2 separate regions of the Homo sapiens genome follow, and region 2 is linked to region 1. A link is an interaction called in ENCODE POLR2A ChIA-PET data of the cell type or tissue named here. Cell type or tissue: PC-3. All regions are shown on one strand. Each heading gives the region's core, and the rest is flanking DNA. Links, peaks and the distances in the headings are about the cores only.

The links. Peaks named below come from ENCODE experiments on the same cell type or tissue, not always from the same donor. Only the 100,000 strongest peaks of a DNase experiment are listed, where the experiment ranks them.
Region 2: POLR2A ChIA-PET joins it to region 1 with 5 read pairs; 1 of 35 experiments calls an interaction of 5 or more read pairs at or near these places.

The regions. Positions count from the first base shown.
Region 1 is chr13:20,367,246-20,372,628 of GRCh38, reverse strand. No RefSeq gene overlaps it. Among named protein-coding and RNA genes, the nearest start is that of MIR4499, 64 kb to the left of the region's middle. In PC-3, for the core only: no CTCF peak of the experiment used is centred there; DNase peaks (open chromatin) are centred at 1,428 and 2,548; H3K4me3 peaks cover 1,323 bases; H3K27ac peaks cover 3,331 bases.
Region 2 is chr13:20,439,958-20,445,340 of GRCh38, reverse strand. All of the region lies in intron 3 of CRYL1 (crystallin lambda 1), which reads left to right. Among named protein-coding and RNA genes, the nearest start is that of MIR4499, 8.8 kb to the right of the region's middle. In PC-3, for the core only: no CTCF peak of the experiment used is centred there; a DNase peak (open chromatin) is centred at 3,250; H3K4me3 peaks cover 886 bases; H3K27ac peaks cover 3,388 bases.

The sequences.
Region 1 (5,383 bases), core at 1-5,000:
AAGTGAGTGACTCTCTCATGACTAGAATCAGAACCTACTAGAGGAGCTTTGACAGATCTGGATGCTGAGTCTCCATCTCAGACAAGTTACATCAGAATTTCTGGGTATGGAAGCCAAGCAGCAGTATTTTTAAAGTATCCCAGGTGATTTCTGTGTGTAACCAAAGTTACCAGCAGCAACTCTGTGGAGGCTAAAGCTACTCCATCTTGGATGCGAATCAGCTATGTGGACTTCCGATTAACCTGTGTTCTGGGAATGCCTCTGAGATCTCTACTTTACTGTTACTGTAAATCCTGCTCTTAGGTCAAAATGATCTTGATCAGAAATCCTGCCTTTAGGCAGATTCAAATAGAATTCTTACCTGTCTCTCAGGGGTCCACTTCGCCTGTCTTACACATTCCTCACCTGTGGTACATAAGCTCTGGGTCTGCAGGGTAATGGCTCAGAAATCCACCAACTCATCCCACAGCCTCTGGGGACAGGGCTTCTGTTTGCAAGTCCCTGTTAAACATTTCTTACTGAGAAATCGGATGTGTCAGCCTTTTTCTTTGTCCCCTCAGCTTCTTTGGACTTTGGAAATAGGTTTTCATAGAGCTGTTCACCATGGAACATTTATTGAGCCTTTATTATGTGTCAGCATTTTTCATTAATTATTTTACTGAATTCTCTGGTAGCCTTATTATTTTCACAAGAGAAAACCGAGGCTTAGGTAAGTTAAGTAAATGTCCAGTGTCACACAGTTAGAATGTTCCAAAGCCAGGATTTGCGTGTAGTCAGTCTAACTTCAGAACTACAGTGTACGCACTATACTTTATTGCCATGCATTGGGGAGGACAGGTTCAGAGGGGAAGACCACACATTTAGTTTTGCATGAATAGTATTTTATCTTATTGGTATAATTTATTTTACAATTATCCATATTGTCGGATAGTTGGGATACTGTCAATAGACAATATTCTGCATAGGATATTTTGTACATGAACCTAAGTAAATCTCTACTGATTTACTTAGGATAAATTACTAGAAGAGGAAGTAGTTGGTAAATTGATAGGAATTTTTAAAAATCTTGGTACACTTTGCCAAACACCTCGCACAATGAACAAAAATGCTGGGTAGACCATGGCTTGGGTAATTTTTTTTCATTGGGTGATGTGTAATAGGATTGTTTTTATTTCAACTCGCCAATCTAGACTTGGACATCTGATTTTTATTCCATCTTCCTAGTTGTTGACAATGAATTTGTTGAGCCTCAAACTTGTCCATCGGAATGTGCTTGGGCCATTGTCTGATGGGCTTCCTGGTGGGGGTAGTGCCTAGAAGAGAAGGGAAGGGGGATGGCACTGTTCACACAGCACAGACACATCCTCCACAGAGTAAAACAGGTACTTCTGCAACTGGAGCTGAGTCACAGCCACAGCCCAGTTGTCTCTCAGGCCACCTTGGAATTTCCTGGCCATACTTACCTTTTCACAACTACCTTTCTGTAATTCCCTGTCATATTTACCTTTGGAGTGATTTGTGAGGGTTGGTGAAAAAATAAGATGAGATTCCTAAAAAACATGATACACCCTTTCTGGATTGACTACCTTCTTGTTTGGTGGTGAAAGGGCAGGAACAGAAGGAAGTTGAACACACGGCAGGATATGTGTGAGCCTGATTTGGCTGGATCATGATCAAGAGAATTGAGTGTTCTTAGCTCTTTCTTTTTTAAAAAAAATTATGACAGACTGATAACCTGGCATTTGTAGATATTTTCAAAGCATTGTTTCAAATAGAAAATGCTATGTAAACTGAAGCAAAAAGTTGATCATGCACAGCTCTGTAATGCAATACCTTACATTTTTCTTCTTTTGTTTTTACTGATTTTTTTTTTTTGAGACAGTCTTGCTCTGTCGCTAGGCTGGAGTGCAGTGGCACTGTTGTAGCTCAGTGCAGCCTCAAATTCCTGGGATGAAAAGATTCTCCTGCCTCAGACTCCCTGGTAGCTGAGATTATAGACGTGAACTACCATGCCCAGCTAATTTTAAAAAAATATTTTGTAGAGATGGGGTCTCACTATGTTGATCAGGCTGTCTTTCTCTTTTTAAAATGCTCTTTTCTGGGGAACTGACACCAAATCAGTAGTTTCTCCAAGGCATAGCACCACTGCATGGAAAATACAAAGTTACGCTTAAAAGTATTTTTGAGGTTAAATTCAGAATCTGTTGAAAATTCAAAGTAACTTCCTGACTTCCAAGATGAGTATATCAAAACCCAATAAAAATGAGTCCTGTTCAGTGTTATTATGGTTGTGTGGTTGCTAAATCTTGGAACCGATTTCTGTGACAGCCACATGAAGACCTGCCAATGCGTGACAGAGTAGTCCACAGGTGACTAATTCTGAAGAAGTTCTTTGTGTGTGAGTTAACCGTCTTTGTGGAGGTATAGCTACATGCAATAAAATGCACACATTTTAAGTGTATGCTTCAGTGAATTTTGACTAATATGTACAACCGCGTAACCACCATGCCAATCAAGACATGGAACATTTCCACATAAGGTTCTCCTGTGCTCTTTGCAATTTTCCCTCCAAACCCCTGCCCCAGGCAACGACTTATCTGATTTCTATCACCAGAGATTAGTTCCGCCAACTCTAGAACTTCATGTCAATGTTGTCATACGGCATGAATTCTTTTGTGTCCAGCTTATTTTGCCCTCAGAGTGATGTTTCTGAGAGTCATCATATGTGGGTGTGTGTCAAGTTCATTTTTTTACGGCTGAGCGGTAGAGTTTCTATTGTATGAACATTCCACGGTTTTTCCATTCACCTGTTGATGGACATCTGGGCAATTTTATTTTTAACCCCCAAGTGTTGGTTTTTGTGAATTAAGCTTCTGTGAATATTTGCATACAAGTCTTTTTATGCAAACATGTTTTTATTACTATGTCTAGAAATGGAACACATGAACGGTATTGTAAGTCTATGTTTATAAGAAGTGGCCAATCTGTTTTTCAATATGGGGGTACCATTTTCTATTCCTACCAGCAAGATGTAAGAGTTTTAGCCAGTCCTGGCAACATACAGAGACCCTGATTCCGTAAAAGTAAAAATAATAAAATCAGTGGGGTCTGGTGGTGCGCACCTGTGGTCCCAGCTACTCAGGAGGCTGATGTGGGAAGATTGCTTGAGCCTAGGAGGTTGAGACTGCAGTGATCCATGATTGTGCCATTGCACTGTAGCCTGGGCAACAGAGCGAGACCCTGTCTGGAAAAAAAAAAAGAGTTTCAGTTGCTCCATATCTTTGTCAGCACTTAATACACTGATCTTCTCAATTTTAGCCATTCTAGTGGATATGAAGATACCCTAACATGGTAATTAACATTTTCTGATGATGATGTTGAGGATCTTTTCATGTGCTTTTTGGCCATATGTATATCTTCTTCTATTTTCTGATTCCAATTTTTTAAATTAAAATTGTTTTAAACTTTTATTTAAAACTTTTTTTAGAGATAGAGTCTCACTATGTTGCCCAAGCTGGTCTCTAACTCCTGTCTTCAAGTGATTGTCTCTCTTCAGCCTCTGAATTTCCATTTTTAATGGCTTGCTTGTTTATGAGATTTGTAAGAGTTCTGAAATATTTTGGATAGAAGTCCTTGGAAGATTATGTGTCCTGCAACTACTTTCTCTCAGTCTGTGATTTATCTCATCATTTTCTGAATGGTTCCTGGAAGAACCCTTCTCCCTCTCTTTCATACAAATTTACACTTGAATTTCATTTTTCTGAACTTTTCAACTGTGGCAACCTCAGCACTTTTAGGAAGTATTGCTCTTTCTAGAAGAGATATGCTGTTCAGGAAACCTTGGCCTTTTCTCCACCACATGTTGTCAACTAGAGTAAGTTGTCCACACTGGGCTGTGGATCTATTTAACTGTGCCCGGGTCAGGGAAGCGACTCCTTTCCTGATTTGGGCCACTGAAGACCTACGTCAGGTTCCCACCTTAAAGCTTGTGTCTCACGTGCAACAGCTTTGCTGGTGCCAAGATCAAAAAGTGCAAAAACTACCTGTGGGGTGGGCCTTCAATGGGGAAGATGAACAATGATATGATCCAGGCGAAACATGAACATGCACCCAATGCAAAGCCACCAACTTTCCTCTTATACCAAACTCCCGAGCCAAGGCTGGAGTTGCCACGTGGCTGTTTTATGACCCAGTGGTAACCTAAGCACACAAACGCCTACTTTGGGCACTGTGTTACCTGGAGTTCCATCAGCATCCACAGGCCTACATTTTGGTATGGAACTTTAAAAAAAAAAAAAAAAAAAAAAACCAAATCCTATGTAGTCTCCAGGATCACTCTCCTATCCTAAACATCAGAACCAAATGGATCACCGAGCCTCCCTTACCACTGTCTGAAAAATGTCACCTCCTGAGCCAGAGTCATTTTTCTGGCACAACCACCCAGAACTGTTAACAATTATTTTCTGGTCACCTTTGGATTTTAATATTCAGAGCCACAAATACGGTCTTTTACCACATTTTGCTACAGTTAATTACACCTGGGGTCTGGAAAAGAGTGGCGCTACTTACTACAAATAAGAATTTGCATGGAAAAGGAGGAATGAGCAAGAAATAGAAACAGATTTAAGGAAATCTAGGTGTTGGCTGTTCTAGCTCAAGCTCATGATAAATCACAATTTTATCCTAGTGAATATCCCAGCGATGGGATGGATGGACAGAGGGTGTGTGAATTTTAGAACCTCACTTGTATTAGAGTCTGCACTAAGAACCCAGACCAAGGTGCAGCATTATCCCAAACTTCAGTCGTCTTATTGGACATGCTCTCAATGTGTTTGCTATAGTTTGGTTGTTTGTCCCCCAAACCTCATGTTGAAGCTTGAGCCCCAGTGTTGGAGGTGGGAACTGGTGGGAGGTGCTTGGGTCCTGGGGGCGCGTCCTTCACGAATGGCTTGGCGCCCTCCTTAAGGTAATGAGTGAGTTCTTGCTCTGTTAGTTCCCATGCGAGTTGGTTGCTAAAAACAGCCTGGCACTGGCTCCCTCTCCCTCCCTCTCTCTCCCTCTCTTTCCCTGTCTCTCCATGTAATCTCCACACACACCTGCGCCTGTTCACCTTCTGCCACGAGTGGAAGCAGCCTGCGGCCCTTGCCAGATGACGCCCAAACTCAAACTTTTGTCGACATCACAATCATGAGCCAAATAAACCTTTTTTATTTATAAATAACCCATCCCTGGTATTCCTTTACAACAACGCTAAACCAATGAAGATGTGTTTTTATTGCGAATTCTTTTAAATAAATATTAAATAAAATAAGATTTATTCATGGCATTGACATGGGCCTTCATATTTCTTTCTTTCTTTCTTTTTTTTTTTTTTTTTTTTTTT
Region 2 (5,383 bases), core at 289-5,288, 72 kb before region 1:
ATGCCAACATTTCCCCCAGCACTCTGAGTATGTTAAAAACTCTGCTTGTCATTTTAGCCATTTTGTCTGTGCTTTTGAAATAAACAGTTACCTCATAGGTAAAAGTGGTGCCAAGTGTAAGCCTTATATCTCTGGGTTCCCCACTACCTGGATCTTGGAAATAAACCTGAATTTTCAAAAATGAAAATGCTACTGTGAGTTACTGATGTCCTTCACATAAACTTTTTTATGTTCCATTTTTCTTCTTTAAAACTCACTCTTTACTTAAAGGGTCTCCAATTTTATGTTTCGTGCTATTCCCAGCACTTTGTTAAAAATAAAAAAGGATTTGTTACAGGCTCACTCCTGTAATTCTGGCACTTTGGGAAGCTGAGGCGGGTGGATCACTTGAGGTCAGGAGTTCAAGACCAGCCTGGCCAACATGCTGAAACCCCGTCTCTACTAAAAATACAAAAAATTAGCTGAGCATGGTGCTGCGCACCTGTAATCCCAGCTACTCTGGAGGCTGAGTCAGGAGAATCGCTTGAACCTGAGAGGCAGAGGTTGCAGTGAGCCGAGATCGCACCACTGCACTCCAGCCTGGGTGATAGAGCAAGACTCCATCCCCAAAAACATTTGTATTCAAAACTCTCACTTGTTCCTTATGAGAAATACTAGAAATGCAGTAAAACTATATAATTGCAGGATTAAATGGAATATTTTCAGTTGTATTATTTTTTCATGTCAAGCATTTTAACACAATTCTAAAGAAATGATTTCACAAACGGTACAAAAACATCATTGGAATGAGGATGGGACGGACACATAATCAGGACAGCAACCGATGCCTGTGCCACGGTGGCCCCCTCTGGGTTCTCTGCGGTCACCTGGAGAAAGGACTGCTCTTTAAAGCAAACAACAATAATCCTTGTAACTGGAACACCTAAGCCCCAGGAAGTCACATTCTTAAACTCAGTCTACACTGATTTTTACTTTGGAAAGATCTCTCTCGATTGGGTATAATTTCTTCTCAATTATGGCAGAACTGTTTAGGATTGGTAATATGCTTTTATTTAATTAAAAATTAAACCCTTTATTTTGATTTTTAAGGAAAAAACAAGCTCCTGGTTAGAGCATAGTGCAGTTAGTTGCCTGTAATGTTGAAAATAGATGTGCTCTTTCCCCTTTTACTTAACACATTATTTATTCTAGAGCAAAAAGATTCTTTTTTTAAAAATGTAAATAATTATGGTGTCCACCTCCTAAAAAGTGTTGTCACAGCAGTCTATTAATCTGACAGATTTTAAAGATTGTACTCCTGGGAGAAATGGTGAAGAGAAACTGGGGTGTTAATTAGGCAGATTAAAGCCAGAGATGTAACTAGTGCTAACAGAGTTTATAATGTAGAACGCCTCCATCTTCAGCCTGAGAGTGGATTTCCTTTTGCTATGATTGCAGTAGGATTCTAATTCATATTTCCTTTCTTACCATGTCTTTTCCTCTTAAAATTATCTAATAGATCTTCTTTGCATGTAAAGTACTCTAAGTATTGAAGTCTTCTAATTTGTTTTTTCTTTCTGTAAAGCACGTTGAAAGCTGCTTCCAGATATCTTGCACTAGCCAATACAGATTTTCTAGCAACAGGATGCCTATTTAAAATGCCTGGGTTGGCCAGGTGTGGTGGCTTACACCTGTAATCCCAGCACTTTGGGAGGCTGAGGTGGGCAGATCACCTGAGGTCAGGAGTTCGAGACTAGCTTGGCCAACATGATGAAGCCCTGTCTCTACTAAAAATACAAAAATTAGCCGGGTGTGGTGGTGCAGGCCTGTAGTCCCAGCTACTTGGAAGGCTGAGGCAGGAGACTCGCTTGACATAGGAGATGGAAGTTGCAGTGAGCTGAGATCATGCCATTGTACTCCAGCCTGGGCAACAGAGTGAGACTCCATCTCAAAAAATAAAAACAAAAAATAAAAATAATAAAATGCCTGGGTGGATTTAAAAACAACAATAACAAACTTGACAGAATTTTTTTTTCACCATGAAAATGTATGTTTTGGAAAATGTATGTTGCATAAGCAAGTGGCTAAACTTCAGAAGTGAGTACTTACCCAGCACACCCTTCCCCTGGGAGTGGTCCAGTTAGCAGACTTGCTGGGGCTGTGCCAGTTTTCCACATCAGGGCCCTAATGAGTTGAATTAACCACACAGGTAACTTTTACTAACCATAAAACACTGAAGTTTATAAATGATTTACTTTAAAAATACAAGTTAGAGAGCACTAAAAGTAATGCCTGGAATAGCATCATGTCGTTTCTTCCCTTCAGGAAAGGCAGGGAAACACCAGTGTCTAAACTCTGCCTCACCTGTCAGCTGCTGATACTGCCTGAGCCAGTGATCAGTCTAAGGAAGAGGGTGATCCTTCTGACAGAACAGTTGTGAGAACTAGGAAGTTGTATTGTGCTTTACCTCTCCCCAGAGTTTTATTTGTCAAAATCAGGGCATGCCGATGGTGGTTGTGCATGAGAATATTATTTGTCATGAGTTGTGTCTCCCTCCCCTGCCTCAAAACAAACAAAACCCAAACAAACAAAAGTCAGTGCTTTGAAAGATGCTGTCAACCTTTAATTAAGCAAAGTCAAGCTGATTACCTTTAGTAGTGGTAGAATTTTTGCTAGTGCTTCACATTTGGTGCCTGTCTCTAGAAAGGGCCCCTGAAAGACAGAGTTGAGAGTGCATGGGTTGCATCTCTCTGGGTTGGAGAGGGAGTGCAGGTGCCTTCTCAGCTGTCTCACTGACATTCTTCCCTGCCTGTCCTCCCAGTCCCTTTAGGGCAAAGAGAATGACTGCAGCTTCTCTGAGCTTTGTAACCAACTGCAAGTGAGGAAGGTGCTGATAAATTTGTCAGACTCCCTTTTTCAGACCAGGGGTATCTGAATGAATAATAGCAAGGAAATAAACTCAGTTGTGACATGGACAGCATCCTTATAACCCCAGCCCAGCACATCCAACACAATTGGGTCACTCTTAAAAACAGCAACAACTACAGCAACAAAACTTCAAGCAAATGTGCCATTAAAAACTCTTACATAATTGTAACAGATTTGAGTTTCCTCTGGTTCAGGTTTTCTTGCCTCTTTGATAATCAAATGATCTGAAGAAAGGCATAGAATTTCAAGGGAGAATCTGCATGACAGGATTACAATAAGGCTATTCATGGAGACTCTTTTATTAGCTTACACAGGATCTGCATCATTCTTCGTCTCTGGCTTTGCTACAAGGCTCCATTTAAACTTAACCCAACTTGCAGGCTTAACTGATCCAGGAATGACTCAATACAATGAGCCAGCTACTGTAGCTCTTTTTCCCCTTTTGATAAGGGGAGTTAACACAATGGGCTTTACAGTTCTTAAATGACTGATTTTTTTTTTCTGTCTTTGAGATGTGGTGCTCATGCGAACTTTTGTTTCTTTAAAAAGATTCACATGGTTTGATTATATTTTTGAAAAGCATAAACAAATCCAAAATGGACTCCCTACCCTTAGAATAAAACTTCAAAAATCTTGTAGATGATATAGATGCAAAATTCATGTCACACTATTTACACAGCTGATTTCAATATATTAGATATTAACTATTAGTATTATTCAATTAAACTTGAAAACATTTATTTTTGAAGGGTGGTTCTGATATAATTTCTAGCAGTACTTCAGCATTGAATTTCACATTTGCACATTTCTTGTTATCTGCTCGTGTTTATACTGTATTCATGACCTAATATGATGTGTAAATTTAACATTTTAGTGAAATTGGTCAGGTGGTTAGAGACCATGAGATGGCTGCAGTGCTAATATACTTCCCATTTCCCGTCAGGGCACCTTGTTTATCCCTGAGTAGCTGGGATGGAGAGGAAACCCTTGAGGATGCATTTGGTGGCACACTGCACTGAGAGCATTAAGGACCCCCGCTTTGGACACACACCTCAGAATAGTGGTTCCCAAACTTTAGTGGGAACAGGAATCATCAGGGATGCTTGTTAGAACTGCAGATGCCTGGAACCCACCCCCAGAGACTCTGATTCAGCAGGTCCGGGATGGAAGCCCAATAATTTGCATTTTTAACAAGACACGCCGTTGATTCTAATGGGTGGTTATTGCACCACACTGAGAGTCATTCTCCTGAAGTCACTGGGGAACGTTGGGAGGCCCTACCTCCTCCCCTACAGCACCTGTTGCCCCTAGGTGAGCAGAGACCTTGGTTAGGAGTGACCCCTGGTGTGATCCCAGAGGTGCAGATGTCAGGAGGGGAAGGACAGCTCTAGTATTTCCAAAGTGTCAGAGCAGCTCTTGCGTCTTCCACCTGGTGTGCTTCCATCCACACAGCAGGGCGGTGTCCTCTTCATCCTCATGTGGCAGGGAACACCTCGCCTGTGGACCAGCGCTGGATGTTTGAAGGTGTCATCTCACTCTCACTCTAGCTTTGTAATTAGAATCTCAGAGCGGTCGTTATCTGCAGCATTTAATCCAAATTTGCATCTTTATCCCACTCCCCTACCCCGATTAATGTAGTTTTGGATTTTTGGAAATGGAGATCTTTTTCAAAAGGACCTCCAATTAGAAATGGATTCTCAAGAAGCCTTTTGGGAATTATGGATGTAACGTGTTTGTTCATTTCACGAGGATGAGATTTTTCCTTAAAGATCTGTTGATCTGATGGTCAAAGCAGATAGGGAAAATAAATGTTGATGATAGCTACCGATGTTTTTAACAGTTTGCCTGGGGTGCTGTTGTGTGTTTTGTTTGTAGAATCCACCCCCATATCGTTGGCAGACTTTTTTATTATGAGAATTTCCAGGCTATTCAAAATTAGAAAGTACAAGAAACTCCCATATATTCCTCACCCGCTTTCCAACTTTCCAGAGTTATCAAGATTTATCGTATTTTCCAGCAGCCTTTTCTCATCCTTAAATCTTGCTGGTGGTTTTTGTAAGGGAGAACAAGTAAAATCTTTTCTTCACCTACGGAAAGTTTCATGGCTGAGGGCCCTATAACAAAAGACAGATGAACAAGAGAGAAACATACAGATGTATTTATTGTAAGTTTTACATGACACAGCAGCCTTCATAAGAAAGTGTAGACCCCAAGACACAGGGAAACCTCTGTATTTTTATGCTTAGGTTTGATAAAGAATGGACAGTCTTTCAGAGGTATGACAGGACAAAGGGGTACGATCTAGCTGGCATGAAACTGGAGGGAAGTTGGCAAGGCCTGTTTGTTCAGATTCTTCCCTGTGTCTTCAGAGACAAGGAGATTGTTTTTCTCTGGGTGTAGGGAGGGCACCTCTGGAATGAGGGTCTTATGCCCTGCTTCATGGGAAGGGCAGAAAATTCTTTTATGGCTTGCTTTA